Linked DNA regions of Homo sapiens: regions 1 and 3 are each linked to region 2. A link is a loop called in an ENCODE intact Hi-C map of the cell type or tissue named here. Cell type or tissue: CD4-positive, alpha-beta T cell. All regions are shown on one strand. Region 1 overlaps RPTOR (regulatory associated protein of MTOR complex 1). Region 2 holds the start of LOC400627 (a long non-coding RNA gene). Region 3 overlaps ENDOV (endonuclease V).

What was found. A loop is a pair of places that touch in the nucleus more often than their neighbours do. Peaks named below come from ENCODE experiments on the same cell type or tissue, not always from the same donor. Only the 100,000 strongest peaks of a DNase experiment are listed, where the experiment ranks them.
Region 1: it touches region 2 in a loop (3-fold over the local background); 76 of 110 quality-filtered maps call a loop at or near these places.
Region 3: a loop joins it to region 2, with 7 times the contacts of the local background. A loop is called at or near these places in 106 of 110 quality-filtered maps.

What each region holds. Positions count from the first base shown.
Region 1 is chr17:80,862,159-80,870,158 of GRCh38, forward strand. All of the region lies in intron 13 of RPTOR (regulatory associated protein of MTOR complex 1), which reads left to right. Among named protein-coding and RNA genes, the nearest start is that of CHMP6, 130 kb to the right of the region's middle. In CD4-positive, alpha-beta T cell, CTCF peaks have their summits at 4,250 (motif pointing right) and 4,449; DNase peaks (open chromatin) are centred at 403 and 4,243; H3K27ac peaks cover 288 bases.
Region 2 is chr17:80,966,579-80,974,578 of GRCh38, forward strand. It overlaps LOC400627 (a long non-coding RNA gene), which reads right to left and starts at 4,635. Exons shown (of 2, transcript NR_148968.1): 1 at 4,210-4,635; 2 at 1-2,367. RefSeq lists enhancers at 3,236-4,041, 4,042-4,846. In CD4-positive, alpha-beta T cell, a CTCF peak has its summit at 4,060 (motif pointing left); a DNase peak (open chromatin) is centred at 4,013.
Region 3 is chr17:80,423,120-80,431,119 of GRCh38, forward strand. ENDOV (endonuclease V) reads left to right here. Exons shown (of 10, transcript NM_173627.5): 5 at 401-513; 6 at 1,913-1,981; 7 at 2,373-2,501; 8 at 5,477-5,541; 9 at 6,654-6,712. Among named protein-coding and RNA genes, the nearest start is that of MIR4730, 7.7 kb to the left of the region's middle. RefSeq lists enhancers at 1,834-2,335, 2,336-2,835. In CD4-positive, alpha-beta T cell, a CTCF peak has its summit at 3,933 (motif pointing right); DNase peaks (open chromatin) are centred at 3,942, 4,652 and 4,792.

The sequences.
Region 1 (8,000 bases), 100 kb before region 2:
GCATGCCCTTGCCTGCAGTGTTCTTGTAACTGCCTGCAGGCATCACAGGCCTTCCTGTGAATTAATTTCTTAACCAGCTTGTTGCACCTGCATGTTTAAAAGCAATCATTCCACTGAGGGGCATTTTGAAGTGTTTCCGGTAGAAACTGAGCCTCGTCTACCTCACCTGCCTCGCCCTTCCTTCCATCGTTACCCTGGCGATAACTTCCCAGAGATGAAAGTTCCCTGTGTTTTTGAGGGGTCATTCCTCTACTCCCTTCCCCTCCCCACGTCTGGCCATGGATGTTGCTGGCGGTCCTCCGGATCTCCACCCCTACCCCCCCATGATGTGTGCACCCCCTACAATGTGTGCATGCCCCTCTGTGTTGGTGATGGTCCTCCGAAGCTCCGCCCACCATGATGTCTGCTCCGCCCCCTCGTGTTGCTGGTGGTCCTCTGGAGCTCCGCCCACCATGATGTCTGCTCCGCCCCCTCCTCGTGTTGCTGGTGGTCCTCCGGGGCTCCGCCCACCATGATGTCTGCTCCGCCCCCTCCTCGTGTTGCTGGTGGTCCTCCGGGGCTCCGCCCCCACATGATGAGTGCCTCCTGCAGCCCTCAGCCGTCCCTGTGACTCCTGGGGCTTGCCATTGTGCAGATCGGGGTGCACATGGTGTACAGACGGGTCCACCTGTGAAGATCGCAGAGCCTGCTCAGAGGTTCAGAGGTGCAGACAGAAGCCAGCCACTCCCCCAGTGTTCTCAGCATCCCCCTGCTGCCGCCAGCCGGCCCTCAGGACACACTTAAGAGTTTGAGAAGGATCGGAGCCCACTCAGGCTGGGCCCAGCGGAAGGGCGAGCCTGGGACCTCCCCTCATTTCCCAAGCACCTTTGGGGCACACCGTGTGTCCCATTGTGCCAGAAGCTCTGAGGGATTCATGGGGAGGCCTTAAAGAAGGTGGGCTCGGGCGGAAGAAAAGACGGAAGAACACCATGTGCCACCGGGGAGAAGTGTGTGCCGTTTACATGAGACAGAGCAGGGCACAGTGGTGACACTGATCTGACACAGATGGTACCGCACAGGACAAGGAGCACCAAGGGGGGCACATGAAGAAAGCCGTCTGTCCAGGATTCTCCCAGGACTCTGATCCCAGAGGGCCTCCCCCAGCATCACTCCCCATGCCAGGTTACACTCCACTTCACACTACCAGCCAGAAATTACCAGGCAGATAGAATCAGGAAAATATGACCCGTAATGAAGAAAAGGAAATCAACCCATTAAAACCTGCTCAGAACTGCTGCAGGTGTTATCATTAGCAGGCCAGGACATTAAAAAGTTAGAAGTCTACTCTACATATTCAAAAAGTTAAATTGAGACACGGAGAATATAAAAAGAACCCAACTTGAATTTCTAGAGATGAAAACTGCAATATGTGATGGGAAGAAATATACTTGATGGGATTAACAACCAGTTAAGCATTGCAGGAGAAAACAGTACACGGTTAGGCACGGGGCTCACGTCTGTAATCTCAGCACTTTTGGAGGCTGAGGCAGACAGATCACTTGAGTAACCAGGATTTCAATACCAGCCTGAGCAACATGGTGAAACCTCGACTCCACATGAAAAAATACAAAACTCAGCCATGCATGTTGGCGCGTGCCTGTAGTCCCAGCCATTCAGAAGGCTGAGGCGGGAGAATCGCTTGAGCCCGGGAGGTCGAGGCTGCAAAGAGCCGTGATTGTGCCATGGCACTCCAGCCTAGGGAACAGAGTGAGGCCCTGCCTCAAAGAAAGAAAGAAAATAGCAATAGAAACTAACAAAAATGAAGCATGGTAAGAAAAGAAAAAAAAATTTAATTAAAAGAATATTATTCCATTGCGGGACAACGGCAAGTGACATAACGTACTATTTGGGGGTCCATAAAGGAGGCTAGCAGAAAAAGTATTTGAAGAAACAATAGCTAACATTTTTTTGAATTTGATGACAATTATAAACCCACAGATCCACAAAGCTTAGCAAACCCCAAGCACAAGAAAACTACACGAAGGCATATCGCAATCAAATTACTTGAAAAACAGTGAGAAATTCAAAAGTCTAAAGGCAGCCAGTAAAAAGCCAGTAAGGAGCAAAGGTGAGAATGACGGCAGGTTTCTTCTTACAGATTTCCTACAGATGGAAAAGGTGAGAGTGACGGCAGGTTTCTTCTTACAGATTTCCTACAGATGGAAAAGGTGAGAATGATGGCAAGTTTCTTCTCACAGATTTCCTACAGATGGAAAAGGTGAGCGTGATGGCAGGTTTCTCACAGATTTCCTACAGATGGAAAAGGCAGACAGCGGAACAGCATCTTTAAAGCAGAGAGAGAGACAGAGAAAGAGAAAAAACTGTCAACCTAGAATTCTATACCCACTGAAAATATATTTCCAAATGGAGGCAAAATAAAGACTTTTAAAGACATACAAAAGATGAAAGCTTATCCCCGGCAGATCCACACTACAAGAAACGTGAAGTCCTTTAGCCTTGAGGAGAATACTCTTCAGAGGGAAACACGGTTCTACACAAAGGAATTCAAAGCAGCAGAAATGAGTACTATGTGGATAAATATGGGATTTTTTTCTTTTTATTTAAATCTTCTTTAAAAGATAATTGTTTTAAGAAAAATAATAACAGTGTACTATGAATTTTTTTCAATAAGCCTTTTGCACTCTTAATTTTTTTTCCTTACGAGACAAGGTCTCATTCTGTTGCCCAGGCCTGATCACCGCTCACTGTAAGCTCACACTCCCTGGCTCAAGCCATCCTCCTGCCTCAGCCTCCCGAGTAGCCGGGATCACGGGCACAAGCCACGGCACCCCACAGAATGTATAACATTTGTAAGAGCAAAATGCATGCTAACAGTAACAAAAAGATGGGGAGGAGAGAGAATGAAGAAATACTATTGTAAGATTCTTGGACTTTGTTTGAAGTGGTCTCATATCACCTGCCTGAAGATGAACTGCAGTAGTCCATAAACCCTAAAGCTGCCACTCAAATTTTAAAAAGAATTACAGTTAATTAGCTGACAACAGAGATGATATGAAGTCATAAATATAGACAACACGGAAGGAAAAAGATAACCAAGAGTAGATGTAACAAATAGAAAAAGGCAGGATGATAGATGGACACCTAATCCTGCCCGTCACTGCAGTGTGGAGACTGAACGCCACAATGAGAAGGCAGAGGCCACCAGGTTGAAGAGCAAGAAAAAACCATACCATGGCTACAAGCAATGTACTTTTGGCATAAAGACACGAGTAGATTGAAGGCAAAAGGACGGGAAGAGCTCTGCCATGCAGGCACTAAGCAGAGGAAGGCTGCAGGGCCTATGTTAATATCAGACAGAGGAGGTTTGGGAGCAGAGAACGTTGCTAACAATAAAGATAGACATTTCATAATGCTACGGAAGTCCATTCATCATTCATCAAGAGAACGTCGCAGTCCTAAATGTCTATTCACCTAATAATAGAGTTTCAAAATACATCCAACAAAACTGATGGAACTGCGAGGAGAAGTAGATAAATCCGTAATTACATTTGGAGGTTTCAGTGCTCCTTTCTCAGTAACTGACGGAACAAGCAGAAGAGAAATCAGTAGGAATAGTGGGGACTTGAGCAGCACTCTCCAGCAGCTGGGCCCTGACGTTTATAGAACACGCCACACAGCAGCCATGCAGTGCACAGAGGCTGTGCCACGATAGGCCCGACCCTTGGCCAAATAAACCTCAACAAATGTAAAGAACTGAAGCCTTACAGGCGTGTTCTACAGCCACAGTGGAGTCAAACTCAAATCAATAATAGATAGTAGGAATGTCTCTAAGCACTTAGAAACAGAAACTTTTAGATAAATAAATGATTTTCATTTCATTCCATAAAATTTTAAGTAAATTAATATATATGTGCTTAATGCAAAATAGAATATAAATATGTAATATTAAGATACATAGATATTATAAGTCGTGAATAACAAAGATTTATATAAAATATTTATTACTATAAGTATGTATATATAATATATAATATAATGTACATATAATTATAAATACTTGCATTAAATAAATACATTATATAAACATGTATATTAAGATATAAAATAAATAGGTTGAGTATACGTGGACCCAGCTCTGAACAGTGCTGAGAGGGGAGTGTGTAGCAGCTGCTAGACAATGCATTGGAAAAGAGGGACGGTCTCCAACCGGAGATCCCGGCTTCCACCTGAAGAGGGCAGCGTGAGTGGAGTAAACCCAAAGCTGTCGGCCAAAGGAAATGATACAAATCAGACTGGAGACTAATACGAAAGAAGACAGTGAAACATCAAAATCTGTTGAACAAAACATTTTTTTAAAAAACACATGAATAAAACTGTGAAACACCACCCTGACTGATAAGGAAACAAAGAAGACACAAATTCCAGCATCAGGAATGATAGAGGTGACATCATGAAAGATTCTAGGGATATTAAAAGGATGATAGGCAAATATCATGAGCAACTTGATGGGAGAACATTTGATAACTTTGATTCCTTGAATGACACATACCACTCACTGAGGAAGACATCATTAATCTGAATAGCACTATGCTTCTTTTTTTTTTAGAGACTGGGTCTCACCACATTGCCCAGGCTAGTTTTGAACTTCTGGGCTCCAGCGATGCTTCCACCTTGGCCTCCCAAAGTGCTGGGATTAAAGCCTGAGTCACTGTGCCTGTCACTACAAGTGGAATTTGTAGTGAAAACTTTTACTACAAAGAAAACTGCAGGTCCAGATGACTTCGCCAGTGAATTTTACTGAACATTAAGGAAGACGTATTTGGATGACATCTAAGCACCTTCCCATATTGTTCTATGAGGCCAGCATTACCTGATACCAAAGGTTAGACACACGTTACAAGAAAAGAAAACTACAGATAAGTATTCTCTTGAACACAGGTACAAAAATGCTAAATAGAATTTTTGCAAATTAAATTCAATGCTATTTAAAAACAAAACATGATCTAGTGGGATTTATTTCAGGGATGCAAACCTGTTTAAGGATTGAAAAATCAATGGATGCCTCTTCAGATTATTAAAGAATTATTTTTAAAGAGAGAAAAGTCCATGTAATTTACCATATTAAAAAAAGATGAAAACCATATTACCATCTCAAGAGATGCAGGCAAAGTATTTTAACAAAATCTGAGATCCACTTCTGATTTAAAAAAAAAAAACTCCCTGCAGACTCCTAATAGAAGGGAACTTCGTCTACCTGACAAACAGCATCTCCACAAACTTACAGCCAACACCATACAGTGGTGAAAGACTGAATGCAAGATGAAGCCATCTGTTCTTGTCACATCCCTTGACATTGTACTGGAAGTTCTAGGTAGTACAGTGAGTCAAGGAAAAAAAGGCATTCAAGTTCAAAAGGAAGAGGTTTAACTGTATTTTCAGACAGCATGATTGTCTATGTGGAGAATCCAGTTTAATCTATTTTAAAGTGCTACTAGAAAAAATTTAGTAAGTTTGCAGGTTATAAGATCAATATACAAAAATCAATTTATGTATATACACTAGCAATCAACAATTCGAAGTTGAAATTAAAATAGAGAACATTTACAATACCACTAAAAAAAAAGAAATACTTAGGGATACATTCTGACAAAAGGTGGGCAAGATCTGTACACCAAAACTACAAACCATTGTGAAAAGAAATGAAGGAAGACCTAAATAAATGAAGAGATCGTCCGTTATCTTGATTTCTGCTTCTGAGATCCACATGGAAATACAAAGGACCTACAGCAGGCAAAACAACTTTGAAAAAGAAAAACACAGTTGAAGGACTAATACTACCTGATTACAAGAGTGACTGTAAATCCACAGTACTCAAGATCGGAAATAGCTTCAAATGGACAAACAGATAATGGAACAGGAAGAAAGTCAGGGAATAGACCCATACATATAAACACCTGCCCTATGATGACATGGAGAAAATGAAAAGGCAAGACACAGACTGGGAAAATATTGACAAATCGTTTTTCTGTTAAAAACTTGTGGCAAGAGTATAGAAAGAACTCTCAAAAATCAATATGAAAACAAACACAAGCAGACAAAGAAAATTGGGCAAAAGGTTTGAGCAGACACTTCACCAAAGAAGTACAAATGGCAAATCAGCACATGAAACAATGCTGAATATCATTAGTCACCAGAGAAATGCAAACTGCACCCACAGTCTTATACCACTGCACACCAAGTAGATGCCAGAAATGCAAACTGCACCCACAGTCATATACCACTGCACACCAAGTAGATGCCTAAGAAGCTGCTGTTATCAAGTGTCGGCAAGGCCGTGGAGGAACTGGAACCCTCGTATGCTGCTGAGGGCAGTGCAAAGTGTGCACTACCACTTTGCAAACTTATTTCACAGTTTCTTATAAAGATTAGCACACACTCAGCATACAATCCAGCCATTCCTTTCCTAGGTATTCCCCAAGAGAAATGGAAGCATGTCCACACAAAGGCTTGTACATGAATGTTCCTAGCAGCTTTATTTATAATGGCCAAAAACTGGGAATAGCCTAAATATACATTAACAAGCGGATGAATAAGCAAACTGCAATCTTTCCATGCGATGAAATCGTACTCAACAATGAAAAGGCATGAACTGATCTCAAAATAGTTAGATTGAGTGAAAGAAGCCAGTTTAAAGAAGGGTACCTGCTGTATGGTGCCATTCATTTAAAACTCTAGAAAATGCAAACTACAGTCACAGAAAGAAGATGAGCTGCTGCTGGGGGCAGGTGAGGGTGGGGGCACAGGGGCAGAAGAAAATGTCTGAGGGGCCAGACCCCACCTAGACTGTGGCGGTAGCTTCACAGGTGTAGACGTACGTCCAAAATCTTCAAATTCCGTACTTCAAATTTATATGTCGCTTATACATCAATGAAGCGGCTAAAAAACTTCTCATTGTGGGACAGTCTACAAAGAACTGTACTGTTCCCTTCTAGATTTTATTTTGTTTTTTTATTTTTTCTGAGATAGAGCCTCACTCTGTCGCCCAGGCTGGAGCGCAGTGGGGCGATCTTGGTTCACTGCAACCTCCGCCTCCCGGGTTCAAGCGATTCTCCTGCCTCCGCCTCCCGAGTAGCTAGGACTACAGACGCCTGCCACCATGCCTGGCTAATTTTTATGTTTTCAGTGGACGAGGTTTCCCATGTTGGCCAGGCTGGTCTCAATCTCCCGACCTCAAGTGATCTGCGTGCCTCAGCCTCTAAAGTGCTGGGATTACAGGCGTGAGCCACTACACCTGGCCCCCCTTCTAGATTTTTAATTCAAGAAACACCCCCAAAAATGTGGGGGGATTTATTCTCAAGACTAATGTGTATCAGCTAAGTGCAGTTCCTAGTTGGATCCTGGATCAAAAATCAGAGGCTCACAGAGGACAGTTGTGAACAATTGGGAGGAATTTGACTCTGGACTGCGTGTCAGGCAGCAGGATTGGGAGGAGTTTGACTCCAGACTGCGTGTCAGGAGGGAGGACTGTGTCGCTGTCACGTGTCTGGAGTGTGATCATGGCTTTGTGCTCATGGAAGCAAATGTCCTTTTCCTTAGGAATATTTCTGGGCAAAGCGTCATGCTATCTGCAACTTTCACACAGTGCAGAAAAACACAGGGGATCAGGGGGCAGAAAGCAAACATGGCAGAGTATTTTTTGAAATTGTCCTTAGGGTCATGTGATGGGACCAGAGCTCAAGAGCAGCAGAACTTCATGATGAGAAAGTCCAGGAGATGTGGCCACAGCTGTCTTCCGCTGGTCACACTTTGCAAGGATGGTGGTAGTGGTTGTTTTAATAAGTTCCTCAAGCCTGCTGTTAGCATTTGTGTATCTGCTAATTAGCAAGATTAAGGAGGGGGAGAGTTAATTAAGGACTCCCGTAGGCAAGGTTCCAGTTAATTGAGGGTTTTTCATAGATAAAATTAATACTCAGTCCAGACTGACCTTCTGAGTTATAGTT
Region 2 (8,000 bases):
CCTTTTCTCCCAGGCAGTGCCCCCAGCCCTGTGGCGCAGACCCCACATCAGGGAGCGTACTGTGTGGCAAGAGCCATCTTGTGACGTAGGCCAGACACGTGTCTTTCTCTTTAAAATGACGGTTATCCTCTCACGGTTAGAGGCCCCATTCAAGTCTGCATTGAAATCTGGGCCACGTCAGAGTTCCTGGGGGAGAAGCCGCTTCCCCGCTCCTCCCCACTTCTGGAGGCCCCCACTCTCCTTGGCTCGTGGCCCCTTCCTCCAGTTCAGGGCCTCTGACCCACGCCCACCGTCACCACTTCTCATGCAGGCCAGAAGTGTTTCCAGGCCTAGGGGCCGTACCCACCTCGGGCTGTGTGGGTCCTTAGCCCTAATCACATCTGCACATCCCTCTGGCCAACTCTTTTTGGGTTTGCTTTTTGTTTTGAGATGGAATCGCACGCTGTCACCCAGGCTGGAGTGCAGTGGCACGATCTTGGCTCACCTCAACCTCCACCTCCTGGGTTCAAGCGATTCTCCTGTCTCAGCCTCTCAAGTAACTGGGATTACAGGTCTGTACCACCACACCCAGCTAATTTTTATATTTTTGGTGGAGACGGGGTTTCGCCATGTTGGCCAGGCTGGTTTCGAACTTTTGACCTCAGGTGATCCACCTGCCTCAGCCTCCCAGCGTGAGCCACCACGCCTGTCCCCGTCTGGCCAATTCTTGAAAGGCTCCCGTTTCCAGATCACACTCTGCTCTGCAGGTCATGGCCTGTCCCTTGAGGTTTTTCCCAAGCAGCAAGGTCCGTGCAGGGATTGGGAGCCAGGGGGAATGTTGTGGAAGCCACAGCAGAGGCAACGGGCCTGGGCATGGTCCTGCGGGGCGAGTGGGAGGCAAGGGTCCGTGGGGATGGTCATGTCAGCCACACTGCACCACCTCAGGGGCCTGACTTCTGGAGAGCTTGGGAACAGGCTCTTGTCCCCCCGGCCCCTCTCACCTGCCGACCAGAAATTGGGTCTCGGGCACTGAGTAGCTTGCCCAAAGCCCTGCCTGTTGGGTGGTGGCAGGGACTGGGGTCCTAACCCCACCCCAAGGCCATGTGCGGAGACCTTTACTCCACCACTTGGGCTGGGGGGTGTGTTGGGGCTGGGGGAGCCACGCACTCGGGACCTACAGGTGCTGCTTGTGCAAGCCCCGCCCCGCCCTAGAGCAGGCCTGCAGGAGTGGCAGCTCGGGACTCGGATGCACCAGGGCGATATGTGGAGCAACCAGCCCCGCTGCGCACACAGAGGGGGCGCCTGCTACCCGCTGGGCCCCCACCCACCACGGCCTCATCACCAGGGCTCGTGGCTCCTTGAGGACGTCCCCTCTCACTCAGTGCTGCACTGAATGGCCCTTCGGGGCTTCCCTCGTGTTCATGTCATTCCTTTTTCCAGGATAGATTCTGGCACCCACTGCAGCCTGGGCCCTCCTCACTGAGCCCGGCTCGCCTGCCTCCCTCCTCCACTTTTTTTTTTTTTTTTTGACAGGGTCTCACTGTCACCCAGGCTGGAGTGCAGGGGTGTGATCATGGCCACTGCAGCTTTGACCTAGGCTCAAGCAATCCTCCCACCTCAGCCTCCTGAGTAGCTGGGACCACAGGCGTGCACCACTACACTCGGCTGATTTTTGTTTACTTTTTGTAGAGACAGGACTCAGTCTCACTATGTGGCTCAGGCTGGCTTTGAAGACTCGGTCTCACTTTGTTGCCCAGGCTGGCTTCGAACTCCTGGATTCAGGGGATCCTGCTGCCTCGGCTTCCCAAAGCTCTGGGATTGCAGGCGTGAGCCCCACGCTGGCCCCTCCTCCACTTTTAAGGACCTTGTGATTACACTGGGCCCCCCGGGATGCTCCAGGGTCACCACCCTAGTTTAAAGTCAGCTGATCCAACCTTATTTCATCTGCAACCTGGATCCCCCGAGCCAGGTAGTCACAGGCTCCCACTAGGATGTGGACATCGATAGGGAACACTATGCTGCCAACCAACCCCTGTCTACAAGCCAAAGAGCATCCCACCAGGTAGAGCCCACGAACACTCAGGGGTCTTGGGCAGGAGGTGGGTGGACACAGGGCGGGAAGGAGATGCTCAGTGGGGTTGGGGGAAGCACCGGCCGCGATGGGCCTCCCAGATCTCAGGGCCAAGGCATGGGAAGCTGGCACCATGTCCGGGTCCTTGGGGCTGTCGGTAAACAAGTGGATCCCCCATGACACAGCAGCTGCTCCCAAGCCCCAGCCGGGGCCGGAACACAGGGCACGTTGCCATGGAATCCTGGAATCCTGCGCTGAATTGCAGTTTGTTTCAGGCAAGGACGCCCGGCACTCACGCAGCTGTGCCAGGCGGGCTCCTGTTGAGAGAGTCATATTTTTCCCATTAGCACCAGTTTTTCTGTCACCGAGATGAGTACAAATCGAGTTCTTGTAAACATGGGGATGGGCACGCTGTAGAAGCCAGCCTCAGGGGAGGCCAGGGCTGAGCCAGGCCCACACCTGCCCCTGCCACTGCCAGACCCCGTGTGGTTGTGGTGAAGGGGCCAGGCCTGGTGATGCCATGTGGAGGAATGCTCAGCCTTCTGGCGAGGGGCCGGTGAGGGCCAGGGGTGGCCATGGGGGCTCCTGCTCAGCATGGCTCTGCTGGGTGAGACTGCAGGCACCTGCCAGATGGGCAGCTGTGGCCTCCAACACACGTCTGTGCCTGGCCCCCTTCCAGGAGTCTTGGCGGATAGCCCTCGGGAGGCGGCAGAGCAGTTGGCCTCTGGGGGTCTGTGTCTCAGACTCAGTTACCGGGTGGTCCGGAGCCCACACGTCCCCAGACAGGACAGAGCCTCAGAGTCAGGCACAGACCAGGAAGGAACCCTTGAAGGACACAGGGCGGGCGGGGAGGCCAGAGTGGGGGCCGAGCAGGACCTCCCACATCCGCCTGCGGAAGCCCCAGTGCCCGGAACCCCTGCACCCGGGCCTGCGGCTGTATTTGGAGACAGGGCCTTTGCACGGGTGAGTATGGTGAAATGAGGTCACCAGGGTGGCCCCAATGCAGTAGGACTGGTGTCCTTATAAGAAGGAAGATTAGGACACAGCTGTGCACAGAGGGACGGCCACACGAGGACACAGCCTACCTGCCAGGGAGAGTGGTCCCGGAAGAAGATAGCCAAGAGGCCCCTCTGTCTCCAAGTCCAGCCTCCAGACAGGGCGGGTGGAGAGGGAATACAGGCCTGCCGCTCAGGCTGCCGGGCCCACGGTGGTTTGCTTGGTGGCCCTGGGACACTGGCGCCACCATGGCACCTCCAAGCCCCAGCCTGTCCCTCACTTTAATGTGGGGACAGTTACTGCAGGCATGAGTGCTGTGAGCACCAAACAAGACCACAGAAGCTTCCAGAACAGCACTGGCACCAGGGAAGCACCCAATGGACACTGTCCGAGGTCACCTGAGGACTTCACAACTGCGGGTGCCACAGGGCTTGGGAGCTGGGAAGAACACAGCTCTTTGCCACAGCTCAGCCGATGTCAAGTCCCAGGGCTGCACGGTACCCGCCTGGACCATCAGAGGAGAGCAGACCCTGAGCTGGGCCTGGTCACCTGGTGCCACCCAGCTGAGGCCATGTCCTGTCGGTGGCTCCTGAGCTGGAGGAGGAAGAGCCCAACCACATGGGCCCTGCCTGTCCTTCCCCCTCCTCCACCTTGGGAAAGAACCTCACTGCAGCTGTTGCGGCGGCTTCCCTGCCCATCCCATCCTCCCTCCGGTGCCCACCCCGTCCGCCTGACTGCCGCCTCCTCTACATAATGAGCTAGAGGGTCCCTCCTCCTGAGCTCCACAGTCCCTGCGCTGGCCCTGCCGTCCCAGGAGCAGGAGCAGCCACAGGGCTCCTGGGGCTCTGAGGCTCCATCCGCTGTTGTGTGACCCAGGCACAGTGTCCACGGAACACAGGACGAGAGTTACACACCCAGCCCCGCCACACCACTGTGAGGACAGAGAAGGCATGGCGTGACCTGCCACCTGGTGGAGGGCTGCGACCATGGAGGGTGCTGGATGCACCTACCCTGCCCTGCTGCCTGGAAGGGGGTCTCTGCTCCCCAGGGCCGGGGGACCATGAGTTCACCTCTGTCATCAGTGTCAGCATGACAAACCCCACTGGTGCCGCTCACAGCAGGATCCCACATCCCAGGCCAGCCCCCTCTGCCATGCCACCTACCTCACAGCCAGAGGTGGGAACAGCAACTCTGGGGAGAACTGAGGGTGCTGTGGCCACCGGGTCCCTGAGGCTCACGGAGGAGAGTGAGGCGAGGAGAACCATGGAGCTGGGCCCTGCCTTGGGAACCAAGCACTCGCCCTTTGCAGCTGCAGAGCCGTCCTGATGGGCAGGCGGGGGCGGGGTCGCTGTGTAGCTGTGCAGAGAGCGCTCCGAATGGGGGTCTGTCACCAGCTCCCAAGCTCGTGGGTTCTCTCAAGATTCTTGTGGCACATGATTCATTGCCTTTCTTAACAGCATCGCTGAAAGGAGAAAAGGCCCTTTGGAAATTGATTGCAGTCCCTGGATGTGTCTCTTGGAGCACATGTCCCTCGGTTCCCACTTGGCAAACCAGGCTTCATGTCCCCAAGACAGGGCCAGGCAGCCCATGCGCTCCACCCCCTCCCCCGCCAGCCTGCACATCCTCCCCCATCGTCCATGCAGCCCCCCAGACGCCCGCTGTCCCCGGCCCTGGGTCCTGACGTGGCGGGAAAGGCAGTTCAGGACCCCCCATCTCCCACCTCCCTATCCGAAACCCAGCCCTCACTCCCCAGAAGGCCATCACTGCAGCGTCCTCCAAACAGCCTGTGGCCCCACAGGCATGCTCTGAGTTTGCTTCCAGGGGCCAGGAAGTGAGGAGCCCCCAGTGCTGAGGCCAGGGACACTCATGCAGGGCTCATGGCCACCAGCGACAGCCACCAAGGTCACTGCCCAAGGCTGCTTGAGCCATCCTGCCAGGTGGCCTCCTGGGCCCAGAAGGCTGATGTCACCCACGGCTCAGCATCGGAGGGCAGATGCCATCTGATGAGGTCAGAAGAACTGCCCAGACCCCAGGACCCCCACTCAGATCCCCACAGCCTGGTGAGGTACAGAACCACAGCCGCATCTGCAGGGGGAGGCGCAGGAGTACTCAGAGCTGTGGGTTCCCCTCTGGCCTCCCCTTGGAGGCTCTCCCGGCTGCCCTCCAGGGTCATCCACCATCCACCGCAGGCGAGCTGGAGGGGTGGATGGGAAGGCTTTGCCTGAGGGTGTAAGCCCCCAGGGCCCTCCAGGGAGGACAAGCTGCGCGGCCGGGAAGCTCCGCAGCCTCCAACCCAGGGCTGGCAGGAGCTGGGGGCTGGGGGCTCCCCACATGGGGTCCCAGGCTCACCTCCCAGCAGGGGGAGGCCCAGAGAGCTGCCCGCACACCCTCACCAACTGCTCCCCAGTCCTGGCCCCTGCCTGGCTCACCGTGGTCAGTTTGCCCCCACAGAGAACCAGCCCCCAACTGCCAGCTGCTTCCACCTTCAGCAGCTGCTGGGGGCCAACCAGGTTCCACCCTGTAGCCAGGGGCTCCTCCAAACCCAGCGATGGGGGAGCCAGCCCTGAAAGCACCAGCCCCAGGGCAGCACAGGGCCTGTCACAGGCCCCCAGCAAGCAGCCCGGGATCCAAGGTGCCAGGGAGTCCAAGAGCAAGGCACACTGGGTTTACCAACCACAACCCCCTCCATGCCCTCTGTGTTAGAAAAAGAAAGAAGAAAAGGCAGCAAACTCAGACTGTGGAGCGGGAGCAGCCACCACCTGCATGGAGCAGAGGCCCAGGTGGGCATGGGGATCTGGACCAGCAGAGCCTTCCTGGGCTGCGCACCCCATCCACGTGGGAGACAAGAGCTTAAGGGCTCCCAGAAAGGCTCCCAACCATAGCAGCAAGGAGGGGCTGGATGCAGGAGAGCCACAGAGTTTGTCGCTGGTACAGTGGCATGACCTGCCTTGCAGGAGGAGGTGCCTGTGGGCGGTAACACAGCCGCCCCCATCTTCATACTCTGAGCCCAGCTTCTCCCCTAACTGGAAGACCCAGATGAGGCACTGCTGTCAACCCAACTGGCTATGAAAGCCCTGACCACGTGCAGGATGCCCATCCTCACAGCCTGTAAAGGGAGGAGACCGTGCCGGGTGCAGTGGCTCATGCCTGTAATCCCAGCACTTTGGGAGGCCGAGGCAGGCGGATCCCGAGGTCAGGAGATAGAGACCATCCTGGCTAACACGGTGAAATCCCATCTCTACTAAAAATACAAAAAAAAAAAAAAATTAGCCGGGCATGGTGGCGGGCACCTGTAGTCCCAGCTACTCAGGAGACTGAGGCAGGAGAATGGTGTGAACCCAGGAGGTGGAGCTTGCAGTGAACCGAGATCGCGCCGCTGCACTCCAGCCTGGGCGACAGAGCAAGACTCTGTCTCAAAAAAAAAAAAAAGGGAGGAGACTGACCACCCCCAGGCTCTGCAGGGAAGGTGACAGAGGCCAACAACCACAATCAAAGGCAAAGTGGGACCCACATGGGTGGTTTTTTGGGTTTTTTTATTTTTTTGAGACGGAGTCTCACTCTGTCGCCCAGGTTGGAGTGCAGTGGCGCGACCTCCGCTCACTGCAAGCTCCACTCCCGGGTTCACGCCATTCTCCTGCCTCAGCTTCCTGAGTAGCTGGGACTACAGGCGCCCGCCACCATGCCCGGCAATTTTTTTTTTTTTTTTTTTTGTATTTTTAGTAGAGACGGGGTTTCACCGTGTTAGCCAGGATGGTCTCGATCTCCTGACCTCGTGATCCGCCCGCCTTGGCCTCCCAAAGTGCTGGGATTACAGGCGTGAGCCACCGCGCCGGGCCTTTTTTTTTTTTTTTTTTTTTTTTTTTTTTTTGAGATGGAGTCTCACTGTCACCCAGGCTGGAGTGCAGTGGCGCAATCTCATCTCACTGCAACCTCCGCCTTGCAAGTTCAAGCGATTCTTGTGCCTCCACCTCCCGAGTAGCTAGGATTACAGGCGTGCGCCACCATGCCTAGCTAATTTTTGTATTTTTCGTAAAGACGGGATTTTGCCATGTTGGCCAGGCTGGTCTCGAACTCATGACCTCATGATCCACCCACCTCAGCCTCCCAAAGTGCTGAGATTACAGGCGTGAGCCACCACGCCTGGCCACGGGTTTGTTTTTGTTTTACTTTTAAAAACTTTTTGGTCTGGGAGAAAAATGACACACTAGCAATGAACAATCTGAAAAGGAAATTAAGAAACCAATTCTATTTACAATAGGATGCAAAAGAATAAAATATCTAGAAACAAATTTGACAAAGGAAATGAAAGACTTTGACACTGAAAACTACAAAACATTGCTGAAAGTAAGAGGCTCTAAAGATGGAAAGAAATCCCACGTTCATGGATTGGATGACCTAATATTGTTAAGTTAGCAATACTCCCCACAATGATCTACAGATTCAAGGCAATCTCTATCAAAATTCCGATGGCCTTTTTCACAGAAATAGAAAAACCAGGCTAGGTATAGTGGCTCACACCTGTAATCCCGACACTTTGGGAGGCGGAGGCAGGTGGATTGCTTGAGCCTAGGAATTCAAGACCAGCCTGGACAACATAACCCCCATTCTACAAAAAATACAAAAATTAGCCAGGCATGATGGCGTAGTAGTCCCAGCTACTTGGGAGGCTAAGGCAGGAGGATCACTTGTACCCGAGAGGTTAATACTGCAGTGAGCCGTCGTCACACCACTGCACTCCAGCCTGGGTGACAGAATGAGACCCTGTCTCCAAAAATAAAAAGAAAAAAGAAAAACCAATCCTCAACTTCAAGGGGCCTCAGAGAGCCAGAACGATATTGTAAAAGAATTATAATATCATAAAATAATATTGTAAAATAATTTTCTTCTTGCAAAAGAAAAAAATTAGCCAGGTATAGTGGCTTGTGCCTGTAGTCCCAGCTACTGAGGAGGCTGA
Region 3 (8,000 bases), 540 kb before region 2:
TGCTGCCCTCGCACATGGGTGCAGAGCCAAAGGGTTGTCATGTGCCGACCCACATGCTCGTGCCAGCGCTGGCAGGCCACCGTCGAGGGAAGAGGAAGCTGGGAGGTGCAGGAAATGACCGGAGAGCTGCAGTATCCCAGCACGCCAGCGAGGTGCTGACCCTGGCACTGACCGTGTCAGAGAGAAGGAGGCTTCCTCCACGGCCTTGCACCCAGGACATCGGGCACAGGGGGCTTTCGCCCAGGTCTGCTTGGGACTTAGATCTGGTTTCCCCAGCCCTCTGCCTGTCCACAGACCTCTGCTCACTTAGGGAAGCTTTTGGTAAGACTGGCTTGTCCTGAATCCCTGTGCCAGGCCCCAGCCCCACCTCCCCAACCCCACCCTCCTTTCTCTCTGGCAGGCTTTGGGGTGGCCTGCCACCTTGGCGTCCTTACAGACCTGCCGTGTGTTGGGGTGGCCAAGAAACTTCTGCAGGTGGATGGGCTGGAGAACAACGCCCTGCACAAGGAGAAGGTGAGGAGGGGCCTGCTGCAGGCCATGCCCGGCAGCTCAGTGGCGGGGCTGTGGTGGCCCTGGGCATGAGGACACTTCTGGACCAGCCCTTGCCTGCTGACGCTGCCCTCCTCATCCCTGGCTTGTGGCCTGGAGTAAGAAAGACCTGCTTTCCTCTGGGTGCTGCATTGCCTGTCTCAGCTGAGGGCGCTCTGAGCTCCTCTCCTGCCTCCTGGGTGTGCCTGCCTCTCTGGTCCCCCTTGCCTCTGAGCCACCGTGGCACACCAAGTAGGGCTAAGTCCTCCAGTTACTGGGGACAGGACGGGCTTCCAGGCTGTCCCGGGCGCACTTGGTGCTTTCCCCACCCCGCCTTGCCCCAGCCCCTGTCTCCTCCCCTGCATGCTCAGGTACCACAGCCTCCAGGCCCCCCTCCCGCCAAGACCTGCCTGGAGCTGCCACCCACACTCTTCCTACCTCACCTTCCCCTGCATCTTCCTCCTCTGGGACCCCATGTTGGCACTGGGAGTGAGACACTCACAATGGAGGGAGCTGTTGACACCCCCAGCTGTTTCACTGGATGGCAGATTCTGAGAGCAGAGACTGTGTCTCTCATTCCTCCTAGCTCTCAGGTGCCTGCATGGAGAAGTTGCTTAATAAAAATCTGTTGAGTTGATGGGGACCTTAGACCCACTCAATGAGCCAGTCCACCGCCGCCAGAAATACCAGCCTGTTGAGCTGTGTCAGATGTGCCCAAAGCAGGAGAGAAGCCACAGGAAGGAAGCGGGCTCAGCACCCATCACTGGGCAGTGGCGGCACCTGTGTGGCTGCCAGCCTGGCACAGCGGCCCTGGGCAGATTGTTGCCCTTGTTCTAAGCCCCATCATCAGGTTTGAACAGGGTCTTGTGGGCAGCACCCTCAGCTCAGGGACAAGACCACTTCACCGCCTGCACGCTCAGTGTCGTCTCAGGTGGTGTGGCTTTGCCTGGGCTGTGGCTCACCTCCAAGATCAGTCCCCTTCCCTTTCCTGGCCCAGTGACTGGGTTTTAAAAATAAAGAGACCTGGGCCGGTTGCGGTGGCTCACTCCTGTAATCCCAGCACTTTGGGAGGCCGAAGTGGGTGGATCACGCGATTAGGAGATCGAGACCATCCTGGCTAGCATGGTGAAACCCCATCTCTACTAAAAATACAAAAAATTAGCCGGGCGTGGTGGCACATGCCTGTAGTCCCAGCTACTCAGGAGGCTGAGGTGGGAGAATCGCTTGAACACGGGAGGCAGAGGTTGCAGTGAGCTGAGATCGCGCCACTGTACTTCAGCCTGGGCAACAGTGCGACACTCCGTCTCAAAAAATAGAGACTTGCCTTCAGCCCTTCACCAAGAAGAGAGGGGTTTTTTTCCCCATTTTTCCCTCCATTTTCCAGATCCGACTCCTGCAGACTCGAGGAGACTCATTCCCTCTGCTGGGAGACTCTGGGACTGTCCTGGGAATGGTGAGTAGCTAGGGCCCTGAGCTCCTCCAAAGCCCCGGGGTAGGGGATCCTTTGCAGGCAGACACAGGTGCATGCAGACACGCGTGCACTCACACTTGCCCACATCAACCCCCCGCCTGCCCGTCCATCCATCCTCCTGCCTCTGACTGAGTCCAGGGTGTGATGTTTGTGTTTCTTTCCTCCAGCCGTGCTGAGGGAGCCCACCCTCCCCCAGGGACAAGCAGCAGGAAGGCGCCCTGAGGGTGGGCAGGCCCTGGCCCCTGAGAGCACTGCCCCTTCAGCTTCCCCCTTGCCCCCAGGACATTTTGTCAGAGCTCCAGCTGCTGAGGCTGTCCTGACCCTGGTCCCGGTGGCCCAGCCCACAGGACAGCCCTCGCCTTCCTTGTCACAGGCCCTGAGGAGCCACGACCGCAGCACCAGGCCCCTCTACATCTCCGTGGGCCACAGGATGAGCCTGGAGGCCGCTGTGCGCCTGACTTGCTGCTGCTGCAGGTTCCGGATCCCAGAGCCCGTGCGCCAGGTGGGTGTGCTGGGGATGCGGGGAGGCAGCACAGGCTCCTCTGCTTCCTGCCACCTGCTGTTCAGGGCTCCCCAGCAGCTCAGCTGGGGTCAGAGTGCAGTGACATGAGGACGGGGGTTCCTGGGCCGAGGACAGGTCACAGACATCTTGCTGGAGAGCTTGCTGGGCCCTGCAGTCAGGACAGTAGACTGGGGGGTGCAGGGCTCCCAAGAGTTCATCCCCAGGCCCTGCACCCCATGCACTCAGCCTCCCAGCCTCTCTGAGCCTCCTGCACCCAGATACAGGCCAGCTTGGAGAATCAGTGATGTTAGCTCAGGTGGTGAGGTGTCCTGCCAGTTCCCAGCCAGCCCCTCAGGTCCCAGAGGGAGCAGCTGAACTTGAGCCAGGAGGCTCCTGCAGGAAAGCTGTGCAGGCCCCAGAGACGCCAGTCTGGGGACTTGGGTATGCCCGCCCCAGGACCCAGCACAAAACTGGTGTTCGGTCCCCCAGGAAGGGTGAGAACTCTGCTGAAGCCATCAGCTCAGCTGAGAAAGGACTCAGCCTGTGGGCCAGGGAGAGACAGCTGGCACGAGATGCCCACAGACAGCCTCGATAGGACCAGGGGACCACAAGACACGGGTGGATGCTGTCCCAGAGAAGCCCACAGAGTGAGGGTTCAAGAAAAGTCAGTCTTAGGAAGAGACCCGCTGGAGGAAGGGGAAGGACAGCCCTGGGCAGGAAGGAGTTTGATGTGCTCAAGAAATGGGGGGCCCGGAGGGTGGCTCACGCCTGTAACCCCAACACTTTGGGAGACAGAGGTGGGAGGATCACTTGAGCCCAGGAGTTTGAGGGCGCCCTAGGCAACATAGACCCCGTCTCTACAAAAAAAACGTAAAAACAAATTAGCCAAGTGTGGTGGTGCGTGCCTGTGGTCTCTGCTACTTAGGAGGCTGAGGCGGGAGGATCACCTGAGCCCAGGAGGTCGAGGCTGTAGTGTGCCCTGATTGGGCCACTGCACTCCAGCCTGGGTGACAGAGCAAGACCTTATCTCAAAAAAACTTTAAAAAACAAAAACTCAGCAGGAAGGTGTGGCCGGAGCCAGATGGCAGTGAAGTACAGAGTGGGTGGGAGCCCGTGAGCATCTTGGGGTGCGCCAGGGTTTCAGACGTCACCCACAGGGACTTGGATGGCTGTGAGTTGGCAGCGGGGCGCCCGCAGATTGGCCTTTTTAGGTGGCCGCTGTGCGTGCTGTGGAGGCTGTGGACGCAGGTCTGCACAAGCCATGCTGCTTCCAGCAGCCCAGCCCCTGAGCCTCCCTGGTGTCTGCCCCTTCCCCATCTTACCCCACCGCTTGCCCTGCAGCCTGCCCTGGGGCAGCCGCAGCACCGGTGGAAAACCCCCAGGCCACCACCTTCGGGCCGGGGCCTTCCGGCTGCTGGCGCGCAGTGTGGCCTCCAGGGGGCAGCAGCAGCCCACATACCACAATGGCCCTCGCCCTGGGGAGCTGTGCTCAGTGGTGGCGTCTGAGAGCGGGCTCCACAGCCTTGCAGGGCTTTGCTCAGGGCACAGGTGTGTGGACTCTCAAGCCTGTGAGCTGTGTCCCCAGCCCCCAGGAAAGAGGCCTTTCTTCCTCCATTCCAACTCAGCCGTGTGGTCTTCCGAGAGAGAACCCAAGAAACTGTCCCCCAGGCCTTCAGCCACAGGAACTTTAGGTCGTGCTGCTGCTGCAGACAGCACAGTTCCTGGAGCTCCTGTACCTTTTTCTGCCTCAGCGCGCCCCAGAGTAGGACAGTGGCCCATCCTTGCAAGGGAGGGGACACCTGGCCTGTGAGTACCTTAAGCATCTAGAAATAGAGCAAGGATCTGTGCCTAGCACCAGCAAAGAGCCTGCCAAATCCTGGGCCCACCCTCCAGAGGAAGGAAAGCCGCAACCAGTTGGGATATGCAGCCACCCCGTACCAGGAGCCCGCAGCTTCTTACTGTTGGGCGTGAGCCGAGGATCGTGTCCTGCAGGGCTGGCTCTGTCTCTCGGTCCATTTTCTTCCTGAGCTCACTCACCTCTCAACAGGTTCACCTCCTGCTCTGTTCCAGAAGGTCCTGGGAGAGCACAGACGGGGTTAGTGTTGGTCTGCTCTCTCCCTGGCTCCGCGCCGGGCCGTCTTGGTGGCCCCATGGTCACAGGCGCTGCGGCGCTCCTGGTTGCCAGGTCCAGGCTCTCCTGCCAGGCCAGGCTGGGCCGCTCCAGGGGAAGGTGAGAGGTGCTGGCCCCGCCTACCGCTGCCCCACTTCCCCCATGAATGGAAGCAGGAGCAGGCTGGGGGATTAGCCGTTGCTTTCCATGAGTCGTGCAGCCCTGAAGCTAATCTAAGCTCATCTGAGCTGGGATCAGGGGGACTTCCCAGGGCCAGACCCCCCATGCCCCCGGGGGTTCCCACTCAGACCTGAGCCCTGTTCAGTGTCCCTCCCTGCTAGGGTCTGCCCCCATCCCAGCCTGTGGCCCACCGCCCTCTTTTATCTTGGTGATTCTGGAGACGGGACAGGGGTTACTGCTGATCTAGTCAGGGAGAGGACAGACCAGCTGGGCTCAGAGCCCCCAGAGAAGCAAGTGTTAGCAGGGAAGCCTCGGCTTGCGCAGAGCCTACAGGGAAGCACAGACTGGAAACCAGTGAAGGCTGAGCAGCTCCAACTGCCACTGGTGGGGAGGAGACCCAGGACCCCCTCACTCAGCCTGTCCACTCACCAGCTACTCAGGCCCTTCAGGGACTGCCCAGCTCGGTTTGAGAGCTGCCATTGCGGGGCTTTGACCCCAAAGTCCCAGGCATGCCTGTCCCACACTCGCTGACAGGGCCGCGGCTCCTGAGCCTGAAGAACTGGCTGTGACCTGTGTGTCCTGAGTGGGCTTCTGTGGGGGATGGAGGCATTGCCAGCAGCAGCTCCTGGTGGGAAACTGGTCTAGAGACCAGCTCAGCACCCAGCAGCACGTCTGTCTCCCCCAGGCTGACATCTGCTCCCGAGAGCACATCCGCAAGTCGCTGGGACTCCCCGGGCCACCCACACCGAGGTGAGCACCCAGGGAGGCTGGGGCACTAAAGGGGCATCTCACAGACACCTGCATGGGCTGTTTCCGGTGGCTCAGCCTCTCCTTGTTGCAATATTGTGGCTCAGGACAGACAGTGCAGGGCCAGGGAAGGCAGGGGACACAGGAGAGGTCTTCAAAGAGGGAGGAGAGTGGAGTGGGGTAGACTCCTATTCTCGTGGGAACTCTCCAGAAACACCACTGCCTCCACGCAAAGCCCTGGAACTACGGCCCTGTCTGGTCCAAGCCCTACCTCCCAATAGGGCTATCCCCAGCCTTCCTCAGTCCACTTAGCCTGTGAGGTACCAGGACGTGGGCTCTGCAGAAAAGGCGTGGCCTCGGAGTCAGACATGATCCAGCCCTGCATAGCCAGCTGTGGCGTTTGCACTCTTCGAGCCTCAGCTTCCTCATCGTCGGGATAGGCTCTGTAATTCTTGTCCCACTGGTTCTTGTAAGTTAGAGTGACAGTGTGCCTGGCACAGTCACCGCTAACAGTGCAAGGCATTGTCTTAAAACCATTGCAGATGGTTTGATCCTGCTAGCAACCTTGATGTGAGACAAGTACTGTGACCCCACTTTACAGATGAGGAGGCTGGGACACTGAGTGTTGATAAGGAGTAAAGCAGAATTCAGTCTGGCTACTTCCTCTTCTCTCAGTGTGGGCAGTTTGGATTCCAGGCCCTGCATCTGAGCCTCCAGGCTGAGAGGACACCCCCACTCCCTAGGCAAAGATCGCAGGAGGCCCCAGGCCTGGGATTCGCCCTGCCCTCGCCCACGATTAGTTACTGAAGGGCTGCGGTTCCTTCGTGCTCATTTTCCCTCTAAGCCAGGGGCTGTTCCCAGGCCTCCCTAGGCTGCTTTGAGAACTGAGGGAGCAGGTGGCGGGGACCCCCCAAGCTCTCCCAGAGTTGGAGGCCGGCCCGCTTGAATGCAAGCTGCGTGTCTGAGCAGCGTGCTCTGCCCTGCCCTCTGCCCTGGGCTGTAGCAGGTCCTGAGTGTCCAGGCCAAGCGCAGTTCCCAGACCCCATCTGGGGTGTGAGGGGGTGTCAGGTAGGCGCTAGCATCTGATGCTGTCCCTTTCTCAATGTCATCACCAGGAGCCCGAAGGCGCAGAGGCCAGTGGCATGCCCCAAAGGAGACTCCGGAGAGTCCTCAGGTGAGGGCCAGCCCCCACAGGACCACAGCCCAGGCCCCAGGACAGCCCCAAGGCCAGGCTCCCAGGAGCAGGCGGGCAAGGACTGGCAGTAGGGTGGAACTGGGCACCATGAAGACAAGAAGGCCACCGGCCACCCCGTTCTGGCCTCAGGACACTGACCACCCCTGGGGGTGGTCTAGGGACTTAGGGGAACCTCATCTCAGCCGCAGGTGGAGCACCCAGTCCCCAAAGACAGGCTGACCGCACCACCCCAGGGGGACGCCGCAGCACAGCCCAGCACCAGGTGGGGCAGAGGTGACCACGGCCCCTCTTTGCTCCGTCATCGGCTGGTCAGCTGTGGTCACGGTGCCTCAGAGGACAGATCTCTATGGGGGCAAGTGCCAGATCCTGAGAGCGCATGAGACGCTTTCCCGGAGCCGACGAAGGGGACTCGGAGCTGCAGCCTGCACGACCCCTGCAGCCTGTGCTTTGCCCACCCCTTTCAATAGATGGAACTTGCTTGCTCTTTTTTATTCTTCTCAGGATTCATTTTTTATTTCACATATTTGTTTGTTTGTTTATTTATTTCCATTGATCTCTTTACCCTGAGGTTTACTTGCAAAATCAGGGTTCATTTTTAAAGCAGGTCCTCAGCCCCAGCCACACTGAACCACCTCTGCCCTGACACGGGAGGGGTCCTAGCTGGGGTAGCTGGGCTTTAGCACCTGCTCACTGCCTGCCATGACCCCTGACCCCAGTCCTGGCCATCCTCCAGCCTGTCCCAGGAAGAGGGAGCAGAGAGCCTCATCTCAGCCTGGAGGGGGCCGAGGACGGGGGCAGCACACGGGCAGTCTGGGCTGTGGGGCAGGAGGCCAGACAGGGTGGCACTGGTGCCTGAGGGGTTGGGTGCCAGGCTCTGTGCCCGGCGGGGGCTAGGATCGGGGGTGGCACCGTCCCCACAGGCTCTGAAAGTTGATCACTGTCCTCTGTCCTTGCCTGCCTTGCCCCAGAGGCACAGCCTCAAAACTGTCTCCACTGTGGGAAAGCAGCCCTAGGCCCCTGTCTGGCCACTTCATCTTCTCTTGGTGTGGGCTAGAGGCGCCAGCTGAGGAGTGGGGGCAAAGGGGATGGCCCACCTGCAGCCCAGCCCCAGCCCCTGGGCACCTTGCAAGCACCCCCCAGCCCTTGACATGCCGGCTGGCCTCCAGATCCCAGGCCCCCTGAGGATGCTGGAATCTGCCACAGAGCATGAAGAAGTCCCTGGAATCCTTTCTTGCCATTCACCTGACCTCTACAAGAAGGGGCCGGT